3 separate regions of the Homo sapiens genome follow, and regions 1 and 3 are each linked to region 2. Evidence: chromatin loops called from intact Hi-C (ENCODE). Cell type or tissue: heart right ventricle. All regions are shown on one strand. Region 1 holds the start of PDE1A (phosphodiesterase 1A). Region 2 overlaps PDE1A (phosphodiesterase 1A). Region 3 overlaps PDE1A (phosphodiesterase 1A).

What was found. A loop is a pair of places that touch in the nucleus more often than their neighbours do. Peaks named below come from ENCODE experiments on the same cell type or tissue, not always from the same donor. Only the 100,000 strongest peaks of a DNase experiment are listed, where the experiment ranks them.
Region 1: a loop joins it to region 2, with 4 times the contacts of the local background. A loop is called at or near these places in 7 of 110 quality-filtered maps.
Region 3: it touches region 2 in a loop (1.9-fold over the local background); 5 of 110 quality-filtered maps call a loop at or near these places.

Annotation. Positions count from the first base shown.
Region 1 is chr2:182,424,908-182,429,907 of GRCh38, reverse strand. PDE1A (phosphodiesterase 1A) reads left to right here and starts at 2,872. Exons shown (of 15, transcript NM_001363871.4): 1 at 2,872-3,330. The coding sequence starts at 3,278. In heart right ventricle, no CTCF peak of the experiment used is centred here; no DNase peak of the experiment used is centred here; H3K4me3 peaks cover 3,790 bases; H3K27ac peaks cover 2,783 bases.
Region 2 is chr2:182,237,829-182,242,828 of GRCh38, reverse strand. It overlaps PDE1A (phosphodiesterase 1A), which reads left to right. Exons shown (of 15, transcript NM_001363871.4): 3 at 2,537-2,719. Among named protein-coding and RNA genes, the nearest start is that of PDE1A, 190 kb to the left of the region's middle. In heart right ventricle, a CTCF peak has its summit at 1,877 (motif pointing left); no DNase peak of the experiment used is centred here; H3K27ac peaks cover 615 bases.
Region 3 is chr2:182,370,796-182,375,795 of GRCh38, reverse strand. The region is part of intron 1 of PDE1A (phosphodiesterase 1A); the gene reads left to right. Among named protein-coding and RNA genes, the nearest start is that of PDE1A, 54 kb to the left of the region's middle. In heart right ventricle, no CTCF peak of the experiment used is centred here; a DNase peak (open chromatin) is centred at 2,905; H3K27ac peaks cover 3,340 bases.

The DNA.
Region 1 (5,000 bases), 190 kb before region 2:
GAACCTGCAGACCCATGCATTTTCCAGTGCTTGGGATGGCATAATATCAAATGACCTTTTTGCCATTGCATGCTTTGGCACTTGTGTATTACAAACACAGCCAGACTATAACAATGAAGAAAATCAGGAAAAGAAAAGCTTACCTTTTCTCCATGATGCTTAATGGAAAATACCATGACACTCTTAGGGTACTTTTGGTTGGAAAAGTCACATGGGTTGATCTATGTGTTTTGTCACACAAAATGAGTTGGTTAGATGGAATTCTTGGTGTGTTTCAGCTGATTTGTGTTTTAGAAAATTAACATATTTATTGAGCACCAGTTAGGACGATTTCTAACAGCACTGAGTCGGGTAGGGTATGTGTGTGAACGTGTTAGACTAAGTCAGCCTGACTTTGTTTTTCCACAACAGGAAAAATAAAAACACCCTTTCTGACCCCCCTCAGGAAAAAAACTATTCATAATAAATTATAGTCTATTGTATAGAAGACTTGGCCTTTTTATTTATGCCATATATTTTAGTATTTTGCACACTACAGTTGTGTTAATGTAAGGAATATATTTTAGTAATTTAATTAATAATCATGAAATCTTTGTCTTATTGAATACTACATTAAAGTTGAATAAGGTGATAAAGCCAACTTTTTTCCAATGTTAAATTTAAATGTTCTTTGAGAAAAAGCTAATAAAAACATTTAAGAAATATATATTTTTCTTTGTGCCCAGTGAATATTTAATTTACTGGTATCATCTGAATGCTTTATAGGGTCTCAGATTGGTTTTAAATATAGTGCTTTCCATAAAGTGAATCTAAACTTTCTAACTTAATCACAGAAAGAAAAAAGAATATAAACCTAAGGTAATGAAGTATGTTATGGATTTCCTATGATTAACAACTTTCAGATTCTTCAGCTGGTAATCAAGCCTTTGGACTTCAAGCTATATTTCATACTTGCTTGCCGTTTGAACTGTACCTTGGCTAGATGTTTATTAGTATTTATGTTGAGTTCCCTCCATTGTGTTCATGTAGAAATTGTCTCACATTTCCAATTCAAAAGAAGACAAAATGAAAGTTAATTTTTAAAAGTTGATGGGCTTATTATTTTCTTGAATTTTCCCTCAGGAGGAAGATTTATGCTATATTAATGGTAATATAGGTAAACCATGACTACAGAAATTGAATGCTACCCACAAACGCAAAATCCCTCCCAGAAGACCTGTACAATGTGTTATTTCTTATGTGCTTTCCTAAATACAAAGAAAGCCAAAGCATATGGTAATAATAAAGCATCTGCTTCAAAGATCTGTATCTAAGTTTGTTTATACATGGTCAGTATATTTAACTGCTGTATAGCACACATGTGAATTTATCATTGGTACTTATTGATCATAAAGAGAACAGTGACATAGATGTCACTACATAACTATGTAATATCTATATAAATATGTTATACATAATATAAAATCATCTTTTTATTTATAGCTTCCTTATTTATTTATAACAGTACATAATAAGTGTGTAGTTTTTGAAGTATCAGGCATCATAACTTCTATGGCAGTTTCTTTGCAAGAAGCAGGCGAATCAGATTTAGAAATAACATGATAGTACCATTAAAGCTGGAAAGAAATATAGAATTCAATTAATATTATAATTTCATTTTACAAACAAGAAAATGGTCTCAGACAGGTCAAGAAATTTGCCCACAGTGGCCCGGCATATTTGCAATAGAACTAGGACTAGAACCCATTTATTTTATTTTTAGTTCAATGCTCTCATAATGATTACATTTCCTAGTTTGGATTAGAACGGCTCGATAAAATCCATGATTCCCTTATAACTCTCTTCTCCTTCCTTATCTCTCCTCAGGGAGGAAAATAAAAAGGTGATCTTTCTCCCTGGAAGTATTTGGAGAGTGCCAATAACTACAGATAGTATCCTCCTTTGTGACATTTGATCTTTATTTTTATGGATCATTCAACTAAAGGCATGCACGTTACTCATTTTTCCCTTTTTATTACATGTATATATTAAAAACATTCTAATCATGCTTTGAAATGATTTAGTTTATTACAAATCTCTGACCTGGAATCTTATGACATTATTGACTGAATAGGAACTTTGTTAGTGATTCAGATACAGGAAGGTCTCCAAAATAAGTTACATTAAAATACGAGCATTCCCTTTATCTGGAGCTAGAATAAGAGTTCCCGCAGTGTAAATCTGTCTTCTAAAAGAAAACAATTTTTAATATCATTTATTTTCAGCTGTTCACAAATTCTTTTATACCTTCTTTTCTTTCCTTTTACTTTTATAAATCCAAATTTCATCACATAATATATAAACCATAGGCTCCCAGGCACTTTGGAGGGGCTTTTTGTTAAAAAAAAGCATGTGGATGTGTGTGTGTGTTTCCATCTCTTTTTTGCAAGAGATGTTTCCTCTTAGTTGGAAACCACATTTGGGTACAGACATCTGGGTATAATGTCACCAGTAGAAATTAGCAATTTTTGTTTTTCTAACTTTTGTAGCTCTGGTCAGCTTCGCATGGGCTTCTATCAGTTGATATGGCATCTTCAACTTCAGCCAAGAGGAGGTTATTAGATTATAAGTGCTAAAAATGATGAGTCGTCTCCACACTTCAGCCAGCATGAATACAAGCAAGATTGTAAAATAATTATAATCTGAAGCAGAGCCAGCCATGCAACCCGAGCCTATCTTTCTTCATTAATTTGTATACAGTTCTTATTTTAAGAGAACAAACTTTCAGAGGGTACTCACATGGGGCTGCTGAACCAGCTGTACAACTTTTATTTTGAAGAAAAAAAGTTGAGCCTCAGAACAGTCTGTTTTAAAGACAGGGAGGGACTTAGCCTTTCGGAGCTTGACCAGCATGTGGAAGGAGAGCTCTCATGGCTGCAATAACTTAGGGAGTTCCTACCTGGATGACACTGGGGTAGGAAGTTTTCTGTTTGTTTTGTTCTGTTTCGGAGGGTCCCGTGCACTTCTCTTGCCTGGATCAACGTGACTCTTGGTGGTTTTTGCACACCCTGCTCTGTGGGGGAGTGCCCCAACGTGCCTGTCTTATGTGGCCTCTATGGACACACTGCTCAGCTGGCAGAGAACAGGGAAGTTTTCTCCCAGCACCCAAAAAGAGAAAGAGGAAACTACTTTTTCTTTCTGGGCTCCTTGCAGCACAATAGATCAGGATAAGCTTCCACATTTCCTCTCTGGAGTTTCTGGAGTGGTTTCCAGGAAGAAGTTAAACCTTCACCTTTAAATGGATGACCATGTCACAATCAGGAAGAAACATCTCCAAAGACCCATCTTTAGGTAAGTAATGCTACATCGCAGGTGGCTCTAGGGCTGTCAGGAACAATAGTTTCTCCCTTCATCCTTAATTTGGGGATTCTGCCACTAAGCTACAGCAGAGCAATCAAGAGTGCTTAAAGTTTAACTTCAGGCATACTGAGGGAGCCTTTTTGTTTTCTGTTTTCTGAAACTTTGTGCACAAACTCTTATCAACTCCTGAAAATACATTTTACAAAATCTTAACTATTCAAACACATAAGTGACATAGTACTGGAAAAACTTTGGAAACGTTATGCAATCTCTAGCTGTTTCTGTAGGCTGTTGCACAGCCCTCTAAATAGGAAACGTTGTGCTTAGTTCTTTCAACTGATTACAGGCAAGGGCAGTGTTTCAGTGCTGTGAATACTACACCTTTCTGGAGTGAAGTGTCGGGAGATAAATTTGAACTTGATAGCTACTTTACTAGAGTGCACATTTTACAGCTCGCTCAGGAATATCAGACCAGCAGTTAAAGAAACAACAGGGTGATAGGAAAAATTTTACACTGTGGTGGAATCTGTGACCAGGCAAAATGTAGATACAGTATAATGGATTGAGCTAAAGTTTAATTTTGGAGGGAGGTACACCCTTTCTTTAAGAAAGCAGCTGTTTCTTCATTGACTCTTTAATTCTGGATTCTTTAGTTACCTATTATGTACTTTAGAATTTAAAATAAAAAATAATTTAAAAGTATCTAGAAATTGAACCCTATTTTTGCCCCTCAAAACAGAAGATTTTTAAGAAAGTCAGTTATATATCAGTTTTGTCTTTCCACAAAATAATATTCTAGATAAAGCAGAGATACTACATGTTAGCAATGTTAAGGTCAAGTTGCAACCACTGGTTTTTGTCTGGAATTAAATACAGGATGATAAAACGTATGAGCAAAATTTCTCTGTGGTTTCTACATAATGAATGAGTAGACCTCGAGGAATATAATTATATAAAATGTGGCCATTTTTACTGATTAAACATCATTACTGAATTATTAATAGCAACATTATACCTTTGTAATGCTTAAAACAAGATGTTAGCTTGAATCTGTTTTAAAGTCTTCCTTTGAACATAAATTATATTTAAATTCATATATATGGATTTAATATTACTATCCCCCTCTACTTAAATATGTTTTTGTGTCTTATGCAATGATGTTGGTAAATAACCAAAAATCTAAAATGACCCCCAAAATATATTCACCTACCATATTTCCTAAAAAGTTCTTCCAATTGTATGTAGTATCTATATTCTCCCAAGTGCACGTGCGACTTCAAAAAGGTATGATAGTTGCCCAGATGATTCTAAACTCAACACCAGTGAGGCACAACTCACAGAGGGCACCCACAGCAGTTTGGAAAGGCAAGGTTGTGTTGGATAAAATCAGATCCACCTAGCCATCATCTTTATTGTATTACCCCTTTGGAGAGCTGTGGGGATTGAAGCAGGTGGTTTTCACCACTGATTTATGCCAAATCCTCATTTCTTCCTAATTAATTAATTATATGCTTAGGTGCTATGGGGAAGGTGGATTGCAACTTAACTGCACTTCTGTGCTTATTTATGTAAAAAATAGAACTTTGTGGAAGCTGAGATTCTTTGCCCAGATAATTAGAATAAAATTTGTTAAATTCAAGTGATTTGCTTCATGATCCTGG
Region 2 (5,000 bases):
ATGTGATTATTGGTGCTGGCAAGTCTGAAATTTGCAAAGCAAACTGGCAGGCTGGAAACCCTGGCAGGAGTCATTGTTGCAGTCTTGATTTCAAAGGCGTTCTGGAAGCTGAATTCCTTTCTCTTTGGGGGACCTTAATCTTCTTTCTTAAGGTTTTCAACTGATTAGATGAGGCTTACCCATAATTTAGAGGGTAATCTGCTTTATTCAAAGTCTACTGATTTAAATGTTAATCACATCTAAAAAATACTTTCACAGCGACATTTAAATTGGTGTTTGACCAAACGACTGGCCACCATAACCTACCTATGGTGACACATAAAATTAAACCTCACGGAGGTAGTTGTTGCCTTTTCAAGATTCCCTTTTCAAGTTACACAATAGCATATTCCATGCTCTTCCCTTAACACACTGTCGTCCTTTATTTGTGTGTCCCTAATTAATCCGTATCATTATTTCTCCCTAAAATTATATGCACTTTCTTCTCAGTAGATGACCTCATGCATCACGACTAAGGATTTCCAGCCTCCTAAGTACCACTCTACTATGTGGAATATCCCTTCCATATGCTGGTTTTGTCATGTTTGGTGAGCTCTCTTGGATCATTTATGAGTATAGGACATATAGCCTTAAAGCCATCAACATGAAATTTACTGTGGAGGAATTGGCACCATCAGCCAGGTTTCTGTCATTCTAAGGAGATTAGCTGACAAAACTAGGCTGCAGTGGAATGCTTGGAGCATGGTGACATCACAAGATTACACCACAATGATTCCTATTCCACTTGTTCTACCTACACTGTATCTGATCACTGCATAAGAGATAGTAGAAATGGCATTATCTTTAAAGTAGTGATATTTTCAAGCCATGAAGTTTAGTGACTTGCTGAAATGGGCTAGGGAATCTAATTTCAAATGGGCAAAAAGATAAACAAACTATTTTGCTTTAATTTTCTAGTTCAGTGTTTTAGGGGTAAATCAAAACCATCCAAATGTCAGATCAGAAAGAAAGTTAAAAATCATATAGAGTAAGTATTAATCAGTATTAACATTCAACTCTAAATATTTTTTATCGTTATATGTATACACGTATCTTTGTGACTCCAGAACTTATGTTTATTTTTTATAAGGTATTTCATAAATACATTCATGCTTATTTAATACCATGGAAAATAAATATTGGCAAATGACTTTTCTGCAGGTTTATAGGAAACAGCAGCATATGTGAGAGGTCATTTAAAGGAACATGAAGAGTTCCTCTCCTGCATATTACCTTTTGAGCCTCTCTTTAGTCAGATTGAGTTCTTTGTGGAGACCTCCTGTTTTTTGTCCTTTGTTTTGTCCCTGCTTTTTGAGATGGCCCCTGCCTTGTTTCTGAGGCATTAGCATGTACAACCATCTCTGGCCACCTTCCAACATTAGCTCATAATCGTTAGGCCTAGGTCTGGGCAAAGAGATTTTCAAAAGCAGATGAAACCCAAAGGTTGAAGCTAACATGTGCCAGAGTTTTTAGATTGGTGCACAGATAAGGAAAGAACCAAGTCAAATGGCAGGCAGAGCTGGCCTGTGTTCTTCCTAGAGGCAAAGTTCAACTGTTCTGTAAGCTGTTTCTGTATTTGGTGGGGAGCCTCTGGGATGTTGCCAGTTCAGACCTCTAGGAAGTTCTTGACTGCCGAAGCTGACTGGCCTTAAAATAACGATGTTTCCTTAGTTTCCTCTTTAATGGCAGCTGTTATTACTCAGCAGTCCAGTCAATTTTATCTACCTGGAGCTTATACAGAGCGTGGTCATTGTTTCAGTTCCTATTCACTACCTCACTCACTGGGTTGATTTCCTCAGCCAGCAGCTCTAAACCCATGAGAGCTCCACCCCGTGGTCACCTGAAATGCGCTTTAAACATAATCTATTTGATATCATGTGTTTTCATTTTTTTTTTCACTTTTAAAATCTGTGACATTGATAGAATGGATATCGTTGGGAGCACTTAAGTGGTTATTTTCCTAAAATTTAGAGGTACTTATCCAATGAAGTAGCATCTGTGAATGACTTTTATAAATTGCAAAGCCTAATTCAAATAGCATGTACTATACTTAAGATACACACAAGATTATTAAGTATATGACAACTATTATAGATTCAATCCCCCTTTTTTCTTCCCACTCCAGTTACTTCCTTTAATAGCAGACATCTGTTTATGAATTCACTTCCCTATCTTTCCTTAGTTTTATTCATTATTAGAATAGCACACTAAAGATATTAACAGTCGGTACCTCTAGACTGGTGTATCATTGTGCTGAAATGTTTGGGAAGCTGCAAATGCTCAAGTCTATTCGTTGTTGTCTTCATATGATCAATTTGAGAAATTAAGAGCTTTCCAAATGTTAATGAATTTTTTTTCTTTCTTTAGAGAGTACATATTAAGGAATAATCAGAGAGTGATTGGCTATATTTTAAATCCCATTGCAATCCTTGTTTTTCTGTTATATGTTTTTCTTCACTTTTTTATAAAAAAGTTTAATCTGTATAAATTTTTGTAGAAGACTTCTGGATACTGAAGATGAGCTCAGTGACATTCAGACTGACTCAGTCCCATCTGAAGTCCGGGACTGGTTGGCTTCTACCTTTACACGGAAAATGGGGATGACAAAAAAGAAACCTGAGGAAAAACCAAAATTTCGGAGCATTGTGCATGCTGTTCAAGCTGGAATTTTTGTGGAAAGGTAAGTGAAATTGTTGGTATCTCAAGACAGTAACATTTGAAAGGCAGCAGATACATTCATTTTTTCAAGGGTATGAGCAGTCTATATTTCACTTATTGACGAAAACTGTGATCATAATGATAACTAGAATGAACAAATTTGGGACTTTATGATGAACTTACCTATAACAAAAACACCTGGTCCCGGATGCATTCTTTTTATTTATTTTAAGTTGACATGAAGACTGAAAGCAAAGATTTTTGAATGACCTTTCTCCTCAAATGAACCTTTGTGAACAACTGTTTAAAAACAATTCTGACACATGTATATGTTACACAACTAATTTTACCTGAATAAAATGTAACATTTCATGAAATACATTCTACACTGGGTAGCAATCTACATGTCAAGATCACTTAGGCCTTCCTCTGCCCTAAAGACAGAAGACCATTTGCTTCCCTTCTTTCCATAATGGAGGAAATCTCTCTCATGCTCACTTTTGATAGGTTATTTTTTTTTTTCAACATTTCTGTCACTGAAGCAAGGGATATTTGATGGCCCCTAGAAACGCCTAGTTATATCATCAGAGTTTTCAATGTGAAACACATGCTAATATGACCCAATTTTACATTCTTTCAGCCCTTAAGAATACAGCTTATTTTTTCCATCTAGGAAACAAGATATTTCCTAGAACTAAAACTACAAAAGACTCGCCAAAATAGACATTTTATGTTTGACAGAATTGAAAAGTAGTTATCAGAAATCCCTTAGATTAAAAAATAATTACATGAAATTATATGTGGAATGATTATTTGAATATTTTAGAAACTAATAAAGTTGAGAAACAGAGAAAAATTTTGCCAATATGCCTAAAATTAAATTTTAGAGAAACTGCATTATTTCTCATCTTCTGATATCTCTAGGCATTACCGTTAATCAATATTACAAACTTGAATTTTTTTCTGCTAAAGGGACAGTGGAAAACACATTTGAATTTCTAAAAGTGTAAATGAGAATGCATGGCAACAAATATAAAGCTTAAAGATGGTTAAATACACTGTGCAATTTAAAGAAGATGACTTTTCTCTAGCATCAAATTAAAAATATCTAAATAGTACATCAGAAAATCTGTGAGAGAATCACAGATGAAACATGAGAGTATGTTTGATTTGCTAAAGAAATGTATATTTTGTCTTCTTTGTTTAAAAAAATATTACAGAACTTGGCAAACTGGGAAAAAATGTAAACTGTGGAGGAAGATCAACTGATTTTCCATTTCCATTCAAGAGAAGGTTATAATATATAAAATATCTGAATATGCTAAATTTCAATTTTTTCATATGTTACATAAAACACATTTAGTAGCCTATAAAAGTATAAAATTGTTCTTCAGGTAACTAAATTAGTAAGCAGTCTTTAAGAAATCAATGTGCTAAGAACATATAGAAATAAAGTCTTTTTTAAATCACTGTTGAATCCCCACTAGTAGGTGCATAAAAATAGTGGGACAAGTTTATTGGAAATTTTCAAAAGTAATCATCTTCAATCCTGACAGCTGAAAGTCTACTTGAAGTCTTGTTGCTTCTTCCTTTAAACGCTTCCTCCCAAGATTCAATTCCCTGGCAAGCCCTGGCAATTACTTACCCAAATGCATTCTGAATCCACTCACTTCCTCATCTCCACTCCTGCAACCACAATCTAAGCCTCCACTATCTGCCTTCAGAAATACGACAGTAACTTTCTAACTGGGCTCCTCTCCTCCTAACTTGACCACCCCAACCAAGCCATTCCACAGTGATGTTTTTAGGATATAAATTAGTTCCTGTCATTCTTTTCTTTTTCTTTTTCTTTTTTTTTTTTTTTTGACGTAGTCTGGCTCTGTCACCCAGGTTGGGGTGCAGTGGCGCGATCTCGGCTCCCTGCAAGCTCCGCCTCCCGGGTTCAAGTGATTCTCCTGCCTCAGCCTCCCGAGTAGCTGGGACTACAGGCACCCGCAACCCTGCCTGGCTAATTTTTTTGCATTTTTAGTAGAGACGGGGTTTCAGCGTGTTAGCCAGAATGGTCTTGATCTCCTGACCTCGTGATCCACCCACCTAGGCCTCCCGAAGTGCTGGGATTACAGGCGTGAGCCACCGTGCCCAGCCTAGTTCCTGTCATTCTTAAGCTTCAAACCACCAGAAGGTTTCCCAATTCACTTGAGCCTGGTTAGGTCCCTTTCTGCTTTCTAGCCTCATCTACTGCAACCTTCATCCTTGACTGAACACCTATACCAGCCTGATTTCAATTTCAAGAACATTTCTAA
Region 3 (5,000 bases), 130 kb before region 2:
GGATGCCCAGGCAGAAGTTTGCTGCAGGATGGGGCTCTCATGGAGAACCTCTGCTAAGGCAGTGTGGAAGGGAAATGTGGGGTTGGAGCCCCCACACAGAATCCCTACTGGGGTACCACATAGTGGAGCTATGAGAAGAGGGCCACCATCTTCCAGACCCCAGAATGCACCTACAGCTTGCACTTTGTGCCTGGAAAAGCCACAGACACTCAATGCCAGCCCATGAAAGCAGCTGGGAGGCAGACAGTACCCTGCAAAGCCACAGGGGTGGAGCTGCCCAAGGCCATGAAAGCCCACCTCTTGAATCAGTGTGACCTGGATGTAAGACCTGGAGTCAAAGGAGATTATTTTGGAGCTTTAAAATTTGACTGTCCTGGAAGATTTCAGATTTTCATCAATTTCTCCCATTTGGAACAGCTCTATTTACCCAATACCTGTACCCCCATTGTATCTAGGAAGTAACTAGCTTGCTTTTGATTTTACAGGCTCAAAGTTGGAAGGGACCTGCTTGTCTCAGAAAAGACTTTGGACTGTGGACTTTTGGGTTAATGCTAAAATGAGTTAGGACTTTGGGGTACTGCTGGGAAGGCATGATTGGTTTTGAAATGTGAAGACATAAGATTTGGAAGAGCCAGGGGCAGAATGATGTGGTTTGGCTCTATGTCCCCACCCAAATCTCATCTCAAATTGTACTCCCATAATTCCCATGTGTTGAGTCAGGGACCTGGTGGAAGATAATTTGAGTAATGGGAGCAGTTTCCCACATACTGTTCTCATGGTAGTGAATAAGTCTCACGAGATCTGTTGGTTTTATGAGGGGTTTCCACTTTTGCATCCTCCTCATTCTCTCTTTGCCTGCTGCCATCCATGTAAGACGAAACTTTCTCCTTGCCTTCCACCATGATTGTGAGGCTTCCCCAGCCATATGCAACTGTAAGTTCAGTTAAACCTCTTTCTTTTGTAAATTGCCCAGTCTTGGGTATGTCTTTATCAGCAGCATGAAAACAGACTAATACAAAAGTGGTAAATCATTGGATTTAATTTGTATTTCCCTTTTGGCTATAGTGATATTGAACATCTTTTTATGTGCTTATTCACCACTTGTGTGTCTTATTTTGTGAAGTGTTTATTCTAGTATCATGTTCATTTTTATTCTATTAATTATTTATATGTAGAAGATTTTAATATGATCTGTATGTAAGACTTATGTCAGATATATGTCTGATGAATTTTTTCTTCTAATTCTTACTTGAATTTTTATTTTCTTAATGGTATTTTTAAAACTGTCTCTTTTAAATAGCAGAAGTTTAATTGTGATGAAGTAAACTTTATCAATTTTCTTTTATGGTTAGTATTTTTGTGTCTCAAGAAATTTTTGCTTGTGCTGGGGTTACAAAGATTTTCCTGTATTTTCTTTTATAAGCTTTATAATTTTATCATTTATGTGTAGGTTTTTGATTCATCTTGAAATAATTCTTATCTATGGTGTGAGGTGGGGGATAAAGTTTATTCTTTCTATATGAATATTCAAGTGTTCATGATGATATTTATCGTAGAAGTACCTATCAGTCTTTGAGAGTTATCTATTTTGATTTGACCCATGAATGTACATATAAATTTTAAATGTCACATATGAAAAAATAATAAGTATATGTTATAAAGAAATTTTGACTAATCATATATGTGGATTGACTAAATTTTTAATTTTTTGAACATTAGTACTTTATCTAATATTTCTCCTCCACCATTCACCAAATACTTGGTAAAAATTTATTGATTAAATAATTGAATGACTGCTGTGGCAAAGCCATTAATATTTATTGTTTTTTGTCCTTTTCTATTTACTGCATATCTTTTTAGTCCCTTTACAACATTTGCACATGATTTGGCAACTCAATGAAGTCATCATGTGAAAATCTGATTTCTTTTCCTGTGATATTAATAACATTTCCTCTTGTTTTCTTGTCATATATCTCCCCCAAGCATTTCTTGTTACATGTATTTTTAATCTGTCCCTGCCTGAATTCCTTCTTCTGCCTTTAAACAAGCTCATGTGAAAAAAAATATTCATTTTTCAGCCTTACTAGTCACTAAATTCTATCCTTTCTCCTTCTTCACTGCTTTACTTCTGTTTCTCAAGTGAAGTGCTATAATACATTTCTAGCAACCTGTGACTTTTTCTATGAGAAATTTGAATGTTTACTTTAAGGAAATTTTATGAAGTAGCCTTATTCTGTTTCAGCTGTGTGAGAACTTTAAAACAATGATTTATTAGAGTTTTAGAACTGCCTTTAAATTTCTGTTTTTAAGCCCACCATGACCAAATCACTTAATGATTAAGTTTTTCCAGTTTTTGAACCTAAGATATGTGGTTGTACTGACATTAATAGATTGTCGAAGAAGTAATTTACACTGTTGGTTTCTCTGCCCTCTCTCCTCCTCCTTTCCTTAGCAGTCCCTTGTCATTTGGCTTTGCCTTCCACCATTTTATTGAAGTTGAAAGTTGTTCTCCTGACAGTACCACATGCAGCCCAGGTCACCCCTGAGGCCATTCCAAAAGAGGCAGATTGGATAGTAATTGGTTCCCCTTCCATTATTATAATGCAGTGTTTGATACTAAACCCCAAGATTCAGGATGCCTGACTCAAGTAAATCATTGAAGCCCCTGTGATGTATTTTTCATTCTAATCTTCTTCACAGACAACCACAGGTAAGAACTGGCATTATGTGAGGTCGTGAAACTGCTCAGCCTCAACAATTTCTCCTTGTCACTACATAGGGTCCCAGTGCACAGGGCTTGGGCCTTTGTCTTAGTCCCTTTTCCTAAGTCATGAGTGGATCCCTGGCCTGCACATTGTTCCTTTATCACTGTCCTTATGACATTTCTGTTTTCTGTGCTGCCTTGTTCCAGCCTGTCCCTCTGTACAGGAAATGGAATTTTGTCTTATGAGTCATCTTGGTGTTTGAGCCTTTTCTCCTACGGGAACACTTCCCAGTGCTAACCGTTGGTCTGCCTCACTCCTGAGCAATCAGCCAGTTCCTGAATTTCTCTGTGTTCTGAATTGCCCCTTAGATTGGTTCTCTAGTATGAATAACTTTGGAATTTGGACCTGAGATTGTGGCATAGCACCCTCTTAAACATTGTACCTTCTCACTCTTCAGGGTCAGACTAGGGGGTGAAATTTGTTTCTCCAGTCCCTATCCTGCCTAGCTCTGAATTCTTCACTAAATTAGAAAGTACTTAAGGAACTGTTGTAATATCAGCAGCATATAACAGTGTTACCTGTTTAATTCTTTGTTGTCACTATTTTTACATCCTGGTCTGTGACATGTTCAAAGTTTTTCTTTAAAATGCCTTTTAAAAGAGAAAATTGAAACCCATTCCCACTTAAATATAGATAAAATGATCACAATTATCATTTTATTTATCAAACAGTTATTGAATTTATGCTATACACCTAACATTTTAGTTAAGATAAATTCCACATTTTTACCAATACTTCTCCCCTATGTAATGTCAAACACAATACCTTCCTCCTCATAGCAGTTATGCAGTAGATGAGTTGTATAAATACAAGAGTTATATAAATAAAAATAAAACCACAGTTTTACTGTATCTTCGGAAAACTCACATTTTGGTATGCAAGTCAAGATATGCACATTTGAAAAAAATTATGCCAATTAACGGTAATAAAAATATATCAGAGTTGGCCAGGCATGGTGGCCCATGCCAGCACTTTGGGAGGCTGAGGTGGACGCATTGCTTGAGCTCAGGAGTTTGAGATCAGCTTGGACAACATGGCAAGACTTCATCTCTACTAAAAATACAAAAATAAAAATAAAAAAAGCCAGGCGTGGTGGTGCATGCCTGTGGTCCTAGCTACTCAGGAGGCTGAGGTCGGAGGATCCCTTGAGCCCAGGAAACGGAGGTTGCAGTGAGCCAAGATGGCATCACTGCACTCCAGCCTGGTGACAGAGTGAGACCCTGTCTCTAAATAAATAAATAAATAAATGTTAATTCATTTTGTAGGTCATTTTAACATTTATCATAAAAGTAAGATAATCATGCATGATTTTTAATGAGGCAAGACATGACTATGTGTTAGGAACACCTAAACAAATGGTTATTACTATCACCTTTGAGAGGAGTCATTTTTATCCTAAAGAGCATCCATGACCTCCCAGATATCCAGTAAACAAATTGTTAGGGAAAAACTTTAAAAATGTCTATTAGGGCAAAATTGTAAATGTGTCAATTCTTCTGCCTATCTGCTGAAACATTGTGGGGCAGTCTGCTTGTACTTTTATTGGGAGCTTTTCATTGCTTGTTGCAATCTTCTCCCTTTGCTCAGCTCCTGAAGTCCTGTTAACAATAAACTTTTATCAGAATAAGTTTTCGTCTCAGGAGACCTGATAGTCATTTTATAAAAATAACATTTCAATTAAAATACTGCTTGGGGAAGTTTCTTCTGGTTTTCTTCTGTTAATAAAACAAAATTTGGCAGGGCCTTGATCTTAAATAGAAACTAATGCCTGTAGGTATTAAAAGAATAATTTAATATGGAAGAAGTCTATATTTAATAAATGTTTATAGTGCATATTTTATAACTACTTTTTTCGTAGTCTTTTTTTAGAACTGTTGTTCTAATATTTTTCAAAGATTTTAGAATCAAATGACATTAAGTTGTGATTCCATCCAGCTGCTGCTTTGGATGGGCTAAGATTTTCTGCCTAGCCTATACCTCTGGGAAAACTTTTTCTTTGTATTTCTCAGATATGTTAATTGATTGCGTTTGAGTAGTCCTCCTCCTCTTTTGCTGTATCTTGTGGTAAGACTTTAGAGCCTCTTTTCGCAGTTTTTCTGAACTTTTTCTTTTTTTCTGGGTCTTTGCTGGAAGGTTTCTGAAGTCTCTAGAAAGATTGTAACTTCAGCATGTTCAATGATAATGCATTCAACGAACTCCTAATCTCCTGCAATCCCATAACTTTTCTGTTTCAAC